2 separate regions of the Homo sapiens genome follow, and region 1 is linked to region 2. A link is a contact called in ENCODE Hi-C or POLR2A ChIA-PET data. All regions are on one chromosome and are shown on one strand. The core of a region is the stretch at or near the end of the contact, and the rest is flanking DNA. Distances in the headings are between cores, read along the strand shown.

Evidence for each region. Hi-C counts contacts between places; a loop is a spot of excess contacts on that map. ChIA-PET counts read pairs that join two places held with the same protein, here RNA polymerase II (POLR2A). Pooled maps may share reads with other maps.
Region 1: a loop to region 2 is called in a pooled map, with 2.3 times the contacts of the local background. The contact joins two enhancer-like sites. A Hi-C loop is called at or near these places in 4 of 50 pooled maps. POLR2A ChIA-PET finds 5 or more read pairs at or near these places in 2 of 52 experiments (activated CD4-positive, alpha-beta T cell and activated T-cell).

Annotation. Positions count from the first base shown.
Region 1 is chr2:157,750,213-157,757,442 of GRCh38, forward strand. All of the region lies in intron 9 of ACVR1 (activin A receptor type 1), which reads right to left. Among named protein-coding and RNA genes, the nearest start is that of ACVR1, 120 kb to the right of the region's middle. RefSeq lists enhancers at 1-264, 1,349-1,848. Within about 2 kb of position 1,364, at least 3 of the 41 ENCODE cell types and tissues checked have a DNase peak (open chromatin) inside an H3K27ac peak, as active enhancers do.
Region 2 is chr2:158,008,274-158,015,586 of GRCh38, forward strand. It overlaps a transcript of UPP2 not described here. Among named protein-coding and RNA genes, the nearest start is that of UPP2, 90 kb to the right of the region's middle. Within about 2 kb of position 2,923, at least 4 of the 41 ENCODE cell types and tissues checked have a DNase peak (open chromatin) inside an H3K27ac peak, as active enhancers do.

The DNA.
Region 1 (7,230 bases), core at 114-2,613, 260 kb before region 2:
AATGCCACACAAGCCACCCAGAAGCCTGATGATGAGCCTGTCTACCACCGCTGCCATTGCTGGCCCTTGAGCAAGATGCCTGGAGACACAAGGATGAGTCCATTGCATTCGATTCCATTGGTGCTCACATATGCCATCCAGGAGCAGAGGACCAGCATGCCTGGCTTGCCGCCACAACCACTTGTGCCCAAGGACCAGTCTTCCTGGCATCCCTATCCCAAGAAAACCCTCACCACAGCCTCCATTAATTTCAGCCTAAACCAAAAAGGACTCACAGACACCACTGATGCCAATTACAGCTGAAGTAATCATATGGATACTACACTAGTGAACACACCCAGAATCAAAACCAAAGCGCCCTACCAACCCAATATAGGAGACAGTCTTTCCCTACAAAAACCAAACCATAAAATTGGGAGAAACAAAGGTTATACCAGATGTGCTGATATCAACGTAGAGACACAAAGAACATGAAAAAAACAAGGAAACATGACACAGTAAAGGAACACAATAAGTCTCCAGCAACAGATTCCAATGAAGAAAAAATAGGTAAAATGCCCGAAAACAAATTCAAAATAATATTAAAGAAGCTCAGTGAGATATAAGAGAACACAAGTTAAAAATACACAAATAAATTGGAAAAACAATTCACGATCTGTGGCAAATTAAAGAAATGGGTATCATTAAAAAAAAAAATCAAACAGAGGTTGGGGAAAAGATGGCAGATAGGAGGCCTGACTAAATTGCAGCTCCCACTTAGATGGACAGAGCAACGTGTGGAGACTCGCACCATAAACCTTTGCTCCAATAACTACTCCAGGAATATACCAGGAAAGCTGAAAGAATCAACGGACCCTTTGAAGGAAGTGGACTGCTCCTGCAGGACCTGGGAGACAGTCCAAATACTCTGAGTGCCCAAACTGTGAAAGTGGGAAAGGAGGACTGACTGTCCACCCCCAAACACACACCCTCACTGGGGAACCTGAAGGTCCAGATTATGGAAGAAGGATTTGACCTTACCTGGAGCTGAGACAATTTAGAGAGCTGAATGAAATACAGGGGCACAGGAAGCAGCAGGAAATGCCCTATGGGCTCTCTTGGTCCCTGGGGAAGCCATTTCTGACTTGTCTTACAGCGGTCCTTGGGAAGGGCTGCCGGAGGAACTGGGAAAAGACCACGGGGAGATGGAAACCTCCAGCTGAACTGTGTAAAAATTCTAACCGAATGCAAAGTTTCCTTGCCCGAACTCAGGGGAGGGCAGGAATCCGGTGTCCAGACTCGACAGGTGGGAAGGCGTGCAAGCCCTGCTTGCTTTCTCAGCTGGGAAGCTGGTAGCCTGGAGCAATTCTCAGCCCTGCTGGCCCACTGCCTGGAAACAAACTTGGTGCTGTTGAGGGGGTGGGGAGCACAGTGGGAGTGAGACAGGCCTTTTGGGTTGTGTGGGAACTGGGTAAGGCCTATAACTGCTGGCTTTCCCCTACTTCCCTGACAACATGCATGACACAGCAGAGGCAGCCATAATGCTGGGAACATAACTCCACTGACATGGAAACCACAACCCCATTCCCCACAGCAGCCACAGCAAGCCCCACCCAAGGAGAGTCTGAGCTCTGTCACGCCTAACCCTGCCCCTACCTGATGGTCTTTCTCTACTCATCCTGGTAGCTGAAGATAAAGGTCATATTCTCTTGGGAGTTCTATGGCCCTGCCCACCACCTGATCCTCCCCTATACTACCACAGCTAATGCTCTCTTGAAAGCGCCACCTCCTGGCAGGAAGCCAACCTGCACAAAACTAGCACATCAAACGACTACAACTAAAGACCCTCACAGAGTCCATTTCATTCCCCTGCCATATCCACCAGAGCAGGTGCCGGTATCCATGGCTGAGAGACCTGAAGACAGTTCACATCACAGGACTCTGTGCAGACACCCCCCAATACCACCTGGATACTGGTAGCCCTGTGTGGGTGGCTAGATCCAGAAGAGAAATAATAATCACTACAGTTTGGCTCTCAGAAAGCCACATCCCTAGGAAAAGGGGAAGAGTACTACTACATAAAGAGAGCACCCTGTGGGACAAAAGAATCTGAACAGCAGCCTTGAGCCCCAGACCTTCCCTCTGACATAGCCTATCCAAATGAGAAGGAATCAGAAAAACAATTCTAGTAATATGACAAAACAAGGTTCTTTAACAACCTCCAAAAATCACACTAGCTCACCCGCACTGGATCCAAACCAAGAAGAAGAAATTCCTGAATTGCCAGAAAAAGAATTCAGAAGGTCGTTTATTAAGCTAATCAAGGAGGCACCAGAGAAAGGTGAAGTCCAAATTAAGGAAATCCAAAAAATGATTCAAGACCTATCAGATTAACAGCAGATTTCTCAGCAGAGACCCCACAAGCTAGAAGGGATTGGGGCCCTATCTTCAGCCTCCTTAAACAAAACAATTATGAGCCAAGAATTTTGTATCCCTTGAAACGAAGATTGATAAATGAAGGAAAGATTCGGTCTTTTTCAGATAAACAAATGCTAACAGAATTCGCCACTACCAAGCCAGTACTAACAAGAACTGCTAAAAGGAGCTCTAAATCTTGAAACAAATCCTGGAAACATATCAAAACGGAACCTCTTTAAAGCATGAATCTCACAGGACCTATAAAACAAAAAAATACCATAAATACATTTTGAAAAAACCAAGGTATTCAGGCAACAGATAGCATGATGAATAGGAATAGCATCTCATATCTCAATACTAACCTTGAATGTAAATGGCCTAAATGCTCCACTGAAAAGATACAGAATTGCAAAATAGATAAGAATTCACCAAGCAACTATCTGCTGCCTTCAAGAGACTCACCTAACACATAAGGACTCAAATAAACTTAAGGTAAATGGGGTTGAAAAGATATTCCATGCAAATGGACACCAATAGCAAGCAGAGGTAGCTATTCTTGTATCAGACAAAACAAACTTTAAAGCAACATCATTTAAAAAAGACAAGAGGAACACTAAATAAAGATAAAAGGCCTTGACAGCCGGGTGTGGTGGTTCACGCCTGTAATCCCAACACTTTGGGAGGCCGAGGCGGGCAGATCACAAGGTCAGGAGTTTGAGACCAGCCTGGCCAAAATGGTGAAACCCTGTTTCTCCTAAAAATACAAAAATTAGCTGGGTGTGGTGGTGGGTGCCTATAATCCCAGCTACTCAGGAGGCTGAGGCAGGAGAATCGCTTGAATCTGGGAGGTGGAGGTTGCAGTGAGTAAAGATTGCACCACTGCACTCCAGCCTGGGCGACAGAGCGAGAATCCATCTCAAAAAAAAGAAGCCTTGTCCAGCAGGAAACTATCACAATCCTAAATATATATGCACCTAACACTGGAGCTAGTAAATTTATAGAACAATTATTACTAGACCTAAGAAATGAGATAGAGAGCAACACAATAATAATGGGGGACTTCAATACTTCTCTGATAGCACTAGATAGGTCAAGACAGAAAGACAAGAAAGAAACAATGGATTTAAACTATACCCTAGAACAAATGGACTTAACAGATATTTACAGAACATTCTACTGAACAACCACAGAATATACATTCTATTTATCAATGCAGGGAAATTTCTCCAAGATAGACCATATGATAGGCCACAAAACAAGTCTCAATAAACTTAAGAAAACTGAAATTACATCAAGTATTCTCTCAGACCACAGTGAAATAAAATTGGAAATCAACTCCAAAAGGAACCTTCAAAACCATGCAAATAGATGGAAATTAAATCTCCTGCTCCTCAATGATCACTGGGTCAACAATGAAATCAAGATGGAAATTAAACATTTCTTTGAACTGAATGATAATAGTGACACAACCTAACAAAACCTCTGGAATACAGCAAAGGTAGTGCTAAGAGGAAAGTTCATAGCCTTAAAATGCATACATCAAAACATCTGAAAGAGCACAAACAGGCAACCTAAGGCCACACCTCAAGGAACTAGAGAAATAAGAATAAACCAAACTCATACGCAGCAGAAGAAAAGAAATAACCAAGATCAGAGCAGAACTAAATGAAATCGAAACAAAAAATACAAAAGATAAATGAAACACAAAGCTGGTTCTCTGAAAAGATAAATAAAAGTGATAGGCCATTAGCAAGATTAACCAAGAAAAGAAGAGAGAAGATCTAAATAAGCTCAATTAGAAACGAAATGGGAAATATTACAACCAACACCACAGAAATACAAAAGATCATTCAAGGCTACTATGAATACCTTAACGTGCATAAACTAGAAAACCTAGAGGAGATAGATAAATTCCTGGAAATATACAACCCTCCTAGCTTAAACCAGGAAGAATTAGAAACTCTGAACAAACCAATAACAAGCAGCAAGCCTGAAATGGTAATTTAAAAAATTACCAATGAAAAAAAAGTCCAGGACCAGATGAATTCACAGCCGAATTCTATCAGACATTCAAAGAAGAATTGGTACCAATCTTACTGACAATATTCTGCAAGATAGAGAAAGAGGGAATCTTCCCTAAATCATTCTATAAAGCCAGTATCACCCTAATACCAAAACCAGGAAAGAACATAACAAAAAAAGAAAAGTACAGACCAATATCCGTGATGAACATAGATGCAAACATCCTTAACAAAACACTAGCTAACCAAGTCCCACACCATATCAAAAAAATAATCCACCATGATCAAGTGGGTTTCATACCAGGGATGCAGGGATGGTTTAGCATATGCAAGTCAATAAATGTCATACACCACATAAACAGAAATAAAAACAAAAATCACATGATCATCTCAACAGATGCAGAAAAAGCATTTGATAAAATCCAGCATCCCTTTATGATTAAAACCCTTAGCAAAACTGGCATACAAGGGACATACCTCAATGTAATAAAAGTCATCTATGACAAATCTACAGCCAACATTATACTGAACAGGGAAAAAGTTGAAAGCATTCCCTCTGAGAATTGTAACAGGATAAGGATGTCCACTCTCACCACTTCTATTCAACATAATACTGGAAGTCCTAGCCAGAGCAATCAGACAAGACAAAGAAATAAAGGGCATGTGAACTGGTAAAGAGGAGGTCTAACTGTCGCTGTTTGCTGATGATATAACCGTATACCTAGAAAACCCTAAAGACTCCTCCAAAAAGCTCCTATAACTGATAAAAGAACTTACCAAAGTTTCTGGGTGCAAAATTAATGTACACAGATCAATAGTTCTGCTATACACCAACAGCAACCAAGCTAAGAATCAAATCAAGAACTCAATCCCTTTTACAACAGCTGCAAATAATACCATACCATACCATACCATACCATACCATACCATACCATACCGTACCATACAATACAATACTTAGGAATATACCTAACCAAGGAAGCAGAAGATCTCTACAAGGAAAACTACAAGACACTGCTGAAAGAAATCACAGATGACACAAACAAATGGAAACATATCCCATGCTCATGGATAGGTAGAATCAATATTGTGAAAGTAACCATAATGCCAAAAGCAGTCTACAAATTCAATGAAATTCCCATAAAAATACCACCGTCATTCTTCACAGAACTAGAAAAAGCAATCCTAAAATGTATATGGAACCAAAAAAGAGCCTGCATAGCCAAAGCAAGACTAAGCAAAAGGAAAAAATCTGGAAATAATACATTACCTGACTTCAAACTATACTGTAAGGCCACAGTCACCAAAACAGCATGGTACTGGTATAAAAATAGGCACACAGACCAATGGAACAGAATAGAGAACCCAGAAATAAACCCAAATACTTAACATCCAACTGATCTTTGACACAGCAAAAAAAAACATAAAGTGGGGAAGGATGTCCTATTCAACAAATGGTGCTGGGATAACTGACAAGCCACATGTAGGAGAATGAAACTGGATCCTCATCCTTCACCTTATATAAAAATCAACTTAAGATGGATCAAGGACTTAAATCTAAGATCTGAAACATAAACATTCTAGAAGATAACACTGGAAAAACCCTTTAGACATTGGCTTAGGAAAAGACTTCATCACCAAGAACCCAGAAGCAAAAGCAATAAAAGCGAAGATAAATAGGTGGGACTTAATTAAAGAGCTTCTGCACAGCAAAAGGAACAGTCAGCAGGGTAAACTGACACCCCACAGAGTGGGAGAAAATCTTCACAATCTATACATCCGACAAAGGAATATTATTCAGAATCTACAAGGGACTCAAGCAAATTAGCAAGAAAAAAACAACTTCATCAAAAAGTGGGCCAAGGACATGAATAGACAATTCTCAAAAGAAGATATACAAATGGTCAACAAACATATTTTAAAAATACTCAACATCTCTAATGATCAGGGAAATGCAAATCAAAACCACAATGAAATACCAACTTACTTGCGCAAGAATGGCCATAATCAAAAAATCAAAAAATAACAGATGTTGGCGTGGATGCGGCACAAAGGAAACACTTCTACACTGCTAGTGGGAACGTAAACTAGTACAACCACTATGGTAAACACTGGAGATTCCTTAAAGAACTAAAAGTAGAACTACAATTTGATCCAGCAATTCCACTACTGAGTACCCAGAGGAAAAGAAGTCACTATACGAAGAAGATACTTGTACACACATTTATAGCAGCACAGTTTGCAACTGCAAAAATATGGAACTAGCCCAAATGTCCATGAATCAACAAGTGGATAAGAAATTGTGAGCTATCTATCTATCTACACGTATTTTTTATATATATTTATATATATATATTTGAGATATATATATTTGAGATATATATATATTTGATATATATATATATATATATATAAAATAGAATACTACTAACCCATAAAAAGAATGAATTAATGGCATTCACAGCAACCTGAATGGAAATTTAAAAATGCAATCCGGAGACTAAATCAAGCAGAAGAAAGACTTCTGAACTTGAAAAGATGTCTTTTGAAATAGCCAGTCAAACAAACAAACACTCAACCAAAAAGGAATGAACAAAGCCTACGTGATATATGGGACATCATTATACAACCAAATATTCAAATTTTGGGTTTTCCAGAAGGAAAATAAATGGGCAAAGGCATAGAAAACTTATCCCTATCCCCCAAAAAAAGCTGAAATTTCCCACATCTTTCAAGAGATAAATAGACATCCACATATAGGAAGCTCAAAGATCCCCAAAAAGATTCAGCCCAAAATGGTATTGTCCAAGGC
Region 2 (7,313 bases), core at 1,673-4,172:
AAGGTTATTACTTCTTCAGCTTATTAGAAATAAGCCAGTGTGAGATCAATAATTACCTTTTGGAATGCTGAATTATTTACTGTATTTGATTATTTTGTGTTGCAGGAATATAGCAGGTGTTTAGGTAGATGAATTAGAAAGAGTACCTAAATTGCTTTTACCAGTTACAGAGCAGAGTGGAGAGGAATGTTATTTGACTTAGGCTAACCTTGGAATTTTTCTTAAACACACAGTTGTTTGAGGCTTTACTCAATAAAATACTGTACTGGCACAATGAAATGGGTATCCCGTTTCCCTAAAGCTAATGACTTTCTAAAGCACTTGACTTTCCTACTGTAAGATTAGCACTATTATTTCCAGGCCAATCAATAGGCATAACTCCAAGATTAAAAGCAATTTGGATCATTATTCTCTTTTCATTACATATTCATTATTTTCTGTTTGAATAAGACCTGTAATCAGTGTTATTTACCAATCTTTATGGCGAAATTTTAAACTACTGATTGTTTCAGTCTTTGCAGGTATTAAATGCCATTTCAAATATCCTTTCAATAATTTTGTAGTTGCTAATGAAGTCCATTTTCCCAGATTTTTCAGTCCACTGAAAGAACATTGAACCCCCAAGAGTCTTTAAAAGGTATTTGTTGTTTAATTGGTGGCAGCTGTTCCTTAGAAAGTTACCTAAGTATATAAAAGTGCTTTTTCTCCCCTCTTTAATAGCTTTTTATCACCCTTTAAGGGTTATCCTTGAAATACATGCAGACTACATATGATGGTCTCCTGAAATGCTTTGATATTGCAAATTTTAAATATTATAATTCTAACACATGCAAGAAATTATAGGACAGTACCCTTTAATTTTGGATTTAATTACTAAAGCTTTAATGAAATATATTCTCTTGGCTTTCTGGCTAGATTTTTTCAGGAAAAGTTATTAGTTTATTGTAGTTAATTCTAAAGCATGTACATTCTGAATTACTTGAATACAACAGTTTTTCTGCTTTGTCCTTGAATTCTTTCCAAAAATCATAAGGTATTGGATACACACAGTAATAGCAGATTTGCTTAAATGTCGCTATTAATCCAGTTTATAACCCCTAACATTTTGTACAAGGAATTTCAGAAAGAAACCCTTACATAGACATCTAATGTCCAGAATAACCAGAGCCAAACATAATGATTTTACAGTTGAAGGATAGCCAAGACGCACATTTTCTGAGTGTGGTTTTACTGGGAGTCTGTGTGCAGATGAAATATGGCTTTTAAGAACATAATCTTCATGGAAAAGGCTTTTCTTGTCATAGCACTGGGCTGACTTTCAAGCCAAGGTCAAAGTACTTTCTGCAGGTCTATTTTTAGGTTTCCCATTTCTCAACAGAAGGCTCCCAGTTTTGAGTTAGCGCAACGCAGACTGGACTGTGCCCTAGAAGGAACAGGAATGCTTCCTCTTTGTGGCTTCCCCTGCATCTACCTGCAGACTTCTTGCTTTGCACAGCTCCAGGGTGAATGGGCATTCTCCTGCGGGCTGCCTTCTGTGGTCATCTTGCCCCAGCAAATGCTGTAGTCTCTCGTAAGGCAAAGGGCTATGCAGGGTTACTTTCCTCTTGCTTCTTTTGGATTTTCTAAAAACGTGGCTACCTTACATTATTGCTATTAATCAAGAATTTTCCAGATCTTCAAACTGCAAACCCAAGGGGGGAAAAATGAGGTCAAAGTGATTTAATTTAGATTGAGGTGGAAGACACCAGGAAACGAGTATGTTAATCAAATATATCAAATGCTATTTCTTTGTCTTTGAAATTGAATACAGAGGACATAGAAGTCTGTAAATAAATTAATAAATTAATGCATGTATTTTGGTTTTATGTTATGGCTTTTCATCGAAAGCGACAGAAGAATGAGGATGAAGAAAACCCGGAAGAAAGACAAGCAATCAACCTTGATATAGGCGGAAAATATCTACTATAATAATTATGTATCACTTTCCCAAAAAGGAACACTAGATTGTTAAAAAGAGTAATCCCTGAATTTGTTATAAGTAGTGCTTTGATTTTATGAATATATGTTCTTAAAATATTTTCCTTTCCTTATTTTCTAGTGAGGAAAGATTTAAATATCCTATCCTGGATGCTGGAAACTGTTGCATCCTCTTCCCGCCAACCATTAACTTTTACTTCCTTGCATAACAGCCCCATCTTGTGGTTGTTTGTAAATTTTCCACTAAAGATATGTTGCATTTTCACAGTTACGGGCATAAGTGGAATCCTCCCTTTTACCTTTCCTAGTAGGCTGAATCAAATTAAGCAGGAAAGAAGAACGGGTATGCATGAATTCAATTTAAAAGGCCAAAAACTGGTGAGGGAAATACAGGGCAGGTATTCAACAAGGATTGTTTGCATTAATGTTAAGTGAAGGCACAGTTATATTAATAGGTAAAAGGTAATACAATGAGTTCCCTCCAATGAGAGCATCATTAGCTCCCTCTTTTTCTTTTTTTTTTTTTTTTTTTTGAGACAGAGTCTCGCTCTGTCACCCAGGCTGGAGTGCAGTGGCACAATCTGGGCTCACTGCAATCTCTGCCTCCTGGGTTCAAGTGATTCTGGTGCCTTAGCCTCCCTAGTAGCTGGGACTACAGGTGCACGCCTCCATGCCCAGCTGATTTTTGTATTTTTAGTAGAGACGGGGTTTCTCCATGTTGGCCAGGCTGGTCTCGAACTCCTGACTCAAATGATCCACCCACCTCGACCTCCCAAAGTGTTGGGATTACAGGTGTGAGCCACAGTGCCCGGCCTCCTCCCTCATTATCTTAATAAAGCTTCTGATCTGGCACCTGTCTGCTTCACTAGGCCAAGGAGGCTTACCAGAGCTCATACAGAGCGCTGCAATTCCAAACCCTTGTGCTGGGGAACACCCTTTGGTTTCACACGGCAGAAATACAATAGGAAATAGCTTCAGAAGAATGCGAAGGTAATGACTCAGGTAACCAGACAGCCAGAAGGACAGAGGAAATGGGTGATTCAGAAAGACCTGACACAGGGTTCTGAATGCCAGCAGGACTCTTTCTCCCTCCTGCGTCTCTGAGTGTTTTGCTCATTGTCTTTTTCCCCTCTGCTTCTTTTCTGGCTCTTTACAGTTTCCAGGCTCACATCTGGGCTCATGGCTCTCTAACTGGAGAGAAGGAGCCCTCCTTTCCCATAAAGTTTTGAAAAAAAGCTAGGGAAGAAGTCTGATTGGCTTGTTTTGGGCCACATGACCACCCTTTGATCAATTGCAATGGTCAAGGGAGCTAGGCTCAGCTTGGGTAAGTTGTCCACCACTGAAGGGAACCAATCACTGTGGAGGAGGATGTAGGGTCATGTGAAAAGATCAAGTTTTCACACAGAACACTTGTCTGGAGGGAGGGAGGGAGGGAAGGAGCCATTTGTTTAAAGAAGGAAGAGATGAATAAACCAACTTGGCTAATTGAAACAAACAGACTTCCTCCTTTCCTCTCCTGTCTATGCCTGGCACATCACTCAACAAATATTTGCTCGATAAATGAAAGATTTTCTAATTGAATAGAAGATCCTAGGGTAGGTGTAAATGGTAGTGGGGTGGGGATAGGGGTGTGTTTGCTATTTCCTGGAGCTGAAGAAACCACAAGGTTCCTTTCCTTCTAAAATTCTGGGTTTTTCCACTCCCTGGCTATGGCCGTATATGGTCTCCCCTCTTGCTTAGAGCTTACACCAAGAATGCTGGTTTTCATCTACTTGACTCAGTGAGCATCTTTTTTATCCTTTGGGTATCTTCTCCTCTGCGGTCCTGCCTTTAGTGTTTGCATGCTCACTCTCTGAGCCTCCCTGTACTCTCTGCCCGCATAGACCAGTACATGTAAGCCTTTTAAAAAAGAGTTTGATTGCTAATCACTCTGAGGAAAAGAGAAAATTTTAAGAACAGAATAAGCATGAGGAAGTTTCAAAGGTTCAATAATCTTTCTGAATTGTTTCTACCTTTTTTTTTTTTTTTTTTTTTTTTTGAGAGGGGGTCTCCAGTTGCCCAGGCTGGAGTACAGTGAAACGATCTCGGCTCGCTGCAACCTCTGCCTACCGGATTCAAGTGATTCTCCTGCCTCAGCTTCCCGAGTAGCTGCGATTACAGGCACGTGCCACCACACCTGGCTGATGTTTGTATTTTTAGTAGAGACGGGTTTTCACCACATTGGCCAGGCTGGTCTCAAACTCCTGACCTCAAGTGATCCACCCACCTCGGCCTGCCAAAGTGCTGGGATTACAGGTGTGAGCCACCGTGCCTAGCTGATATAATTTTAAAATTATGAATAACATTGTGATAAATTATCTTGTGATATTTAACCACATCTTTGATCCTTAAAAGAGATTCCTGGAAACAGAATTATTAAAGCATACAAATATTTTTATTATAAATTTATTTATTTCCCTCATTATACCAATTTTTAGAAAATACTAATACATAGAAGAAAATATAATTTATGAAGTCACTACAAGGAGATGGTAACTATTTTGTTGGATCATGTTTTTATGTGTACATATACTTTAAACAAAACAATAATTACAAAGACACTTTAATAATCTTTATTCACTTAAACTCAAAATAACTTATTACTAAAAATTTTAAGTGATGATCTCATACCCTACTATATGGAGAAATATTATAATAAAATTCATCAATGCCCCATTGTTGAATATTTAGATTGTTTCGAATTTAAGCTATTGTTATTATTATTTTTTTTTTTGAAATAGATTCTTGCTGTTGCCCAGGCCGGAGTGCAGTGGTGCAATCGTAGCTCCTGGCCTCAAGCAATCCTCCCATCTCAGTCTCCCGAGTAGCTAAAACCACAGGTATTGCCACCAAAACTGGCTAATTTTTTTAAAAAGTTTTATTTTTTGTGGAGATGGAGTCTCACTATGTTGCACAGGCTGGTCTCAAACTCCTGGCTTTAAGTGATCCTCTGACTTCGGCCTCCCAAAGTGCTGGCATTACAGGCATGAGCCATCACACCTGGCCAATAATTCTTTTTCATGAATTTTAATGCACATATCCAACGTGGACATGAGGATGCATTAAAGGGGCATTATAACTCTTACAGCTTTAGGCATATGGGCATCCATTTGTGCTCTTGCCTGGGCTTTACCAATGTTAGGGGTTGGCCTGGCTGCCAAGGCCCAGGTATTTAATTCTAGATGTGGAAAGGCTTGGGGAAGAGGGGATTAGTAAGATGAGAAGACAGCACATCATTTGTGACTTTTTCTCTCTTGCTCTGGTAAAATGTAAACAGAAGCAAAACCTCAGGTTGGGAAGCCAGCAGTGTAATTTGGCAACTCACTCGGAAGAGATGTGTTTGATGAGGAAGAGGTGAGATGATGGATACAGAGTTCCTGCGTGGCAACAGGCACTCAATAAATAGTTATTTTTCCTGAGAAGGAGAAGGGCGAGGCACCTTTACATATCTGGACAAAAACACCTTTAAGCAGCAGTAAAACCTAAAGGAAGAACAGCACACTAGCACATGCAGATGAAGGAAAGAAAGCTTTGTGCGGCTTGCTTGTGTGAACGACAAGCCCAGGGGTTTTGTTTTCTTGTGTTTACGTAGGAAAATCACAGACAGGGACTTCCCAAGAGACTGTTTCTCTTAGCCACTGTCTGCTCCTAACAGTTACAAGAACTGTTCTTCCTCCCACAGCTGTGGCAGAAGCCTGCTTCTGCAGGGTCTCTGATGGGGAAGAACTGAGCTGTTTAGGATTGAACTGCCCACCTACTGTTAAGTAATGTTCTGTCTGTAACACAGGATTTCCACTTAGGAAAATGTGCTGTACATTTGGCTGCAGCATTTACTACGCATCTGCTTTACAAGCCTGTTCTGCAGCTCCAAGGCCTAACTCCAAACTGGCAAATGGTCTCTGAAGACTGCCATCAGAAAGAGCCAGGCCAGAGTTGGGATGGGGCAGGGTTAGCAACTAGTCTACTAGGAGGTCTGGTGGAATCAATTAGGAAAGTTAAGCAGGGGAGCTCATCAGCGGCTGATTGCCTCTCCTAGAACAACCCCAGCTCGCAAATACTCTCCAGAATCATTCAGGGAGCAGTGGGTCTGTAGAACTGGCCCTGCTGCAGTATTAAGCTGGAAGGTAGTAAATTCTTCTTATGGGCTTCCTTGAATCTGAGCTAAAGCCACAATTTCCTTAATAGTTTTCCAATAGCACTCCATCTCTTATTAAAAAGTACAGTTAATCTGGACCTTCCCTCCCACTCCCCTGTAATGTCAGAAAAGAAATGTGTTTCTGAAAATAAATGCTTCTTTTGCTGCGTGGCTATATTTCTTCAGGACTGTGGTTAGCAAATTGCTGCTGCACAACATAAAACCAAGCAATGAAACATAAGACATATGCCTTCTATAATACACTACTGATTAATACAGCTATTCTCTATCAAAAATACAAAAAGAGCCCCACCCAAATAGAGATCATGCCAACTTCCACCACATCTTCTCCCTCCACCCCATAACAAAACACCCAAATCATTCAGTTTCCTAGGGAAATTTGGTTCTAAGCAACTCTTGAATCACAAATTACTTTTGAAAATGATGCTTATATTCCAAAAGAATCCTTAGATTCTATGGTGATAGATTATTTTGCAATGCCTAGCCATTCTGATATGTAGGAAGCAGAAAACTTGGTCCAGCAACAATAAAGAGAATAAAATTACCTGTATTCCTATCCCATAATACATCTTTTGAGCACAATTTAATTAATCTTCATTATGATCATTAGAGAAACTAACAGATTTAAAATTATAATTAAACAAAAACACACAATGTCAAATTTACCATCTTAACCATTTTAAAGTATACAGTTTAGTAGTGTTAAGTATATTCACATTCTTGTTAAACAGATCTCCAGAACTTTTTATCTTGCACAACTAAAACTCTATACCCATTAAACAACAACTTCCCACTCCCCCTTTCCCAGCTCTTGGCAGCCACCACTCTACTTTCTGTTTCTATGAATTTAACTACTTCAGATACCTCATATAAGTGGAATCATACAGTATTGATCTTTTTTTGTGACTGGCTTATTTCACCTAACATGATATCCTCAAGGTTCAACCATGTTACAGCATGTGACATAATTTCCTTCCTTTTTTAGGCTGAATAATAATCCACTGTATGTATATGCCACATTTTGTTTATCTATTCATCTGTTGTTGGATATCTAGATTGCTTCTATTTCCTAGCTATTGTGAATAGTGCTGCTGTGAACATGGATGTGCAAATATCTCTTTGAGACTCTAGTTATATACGG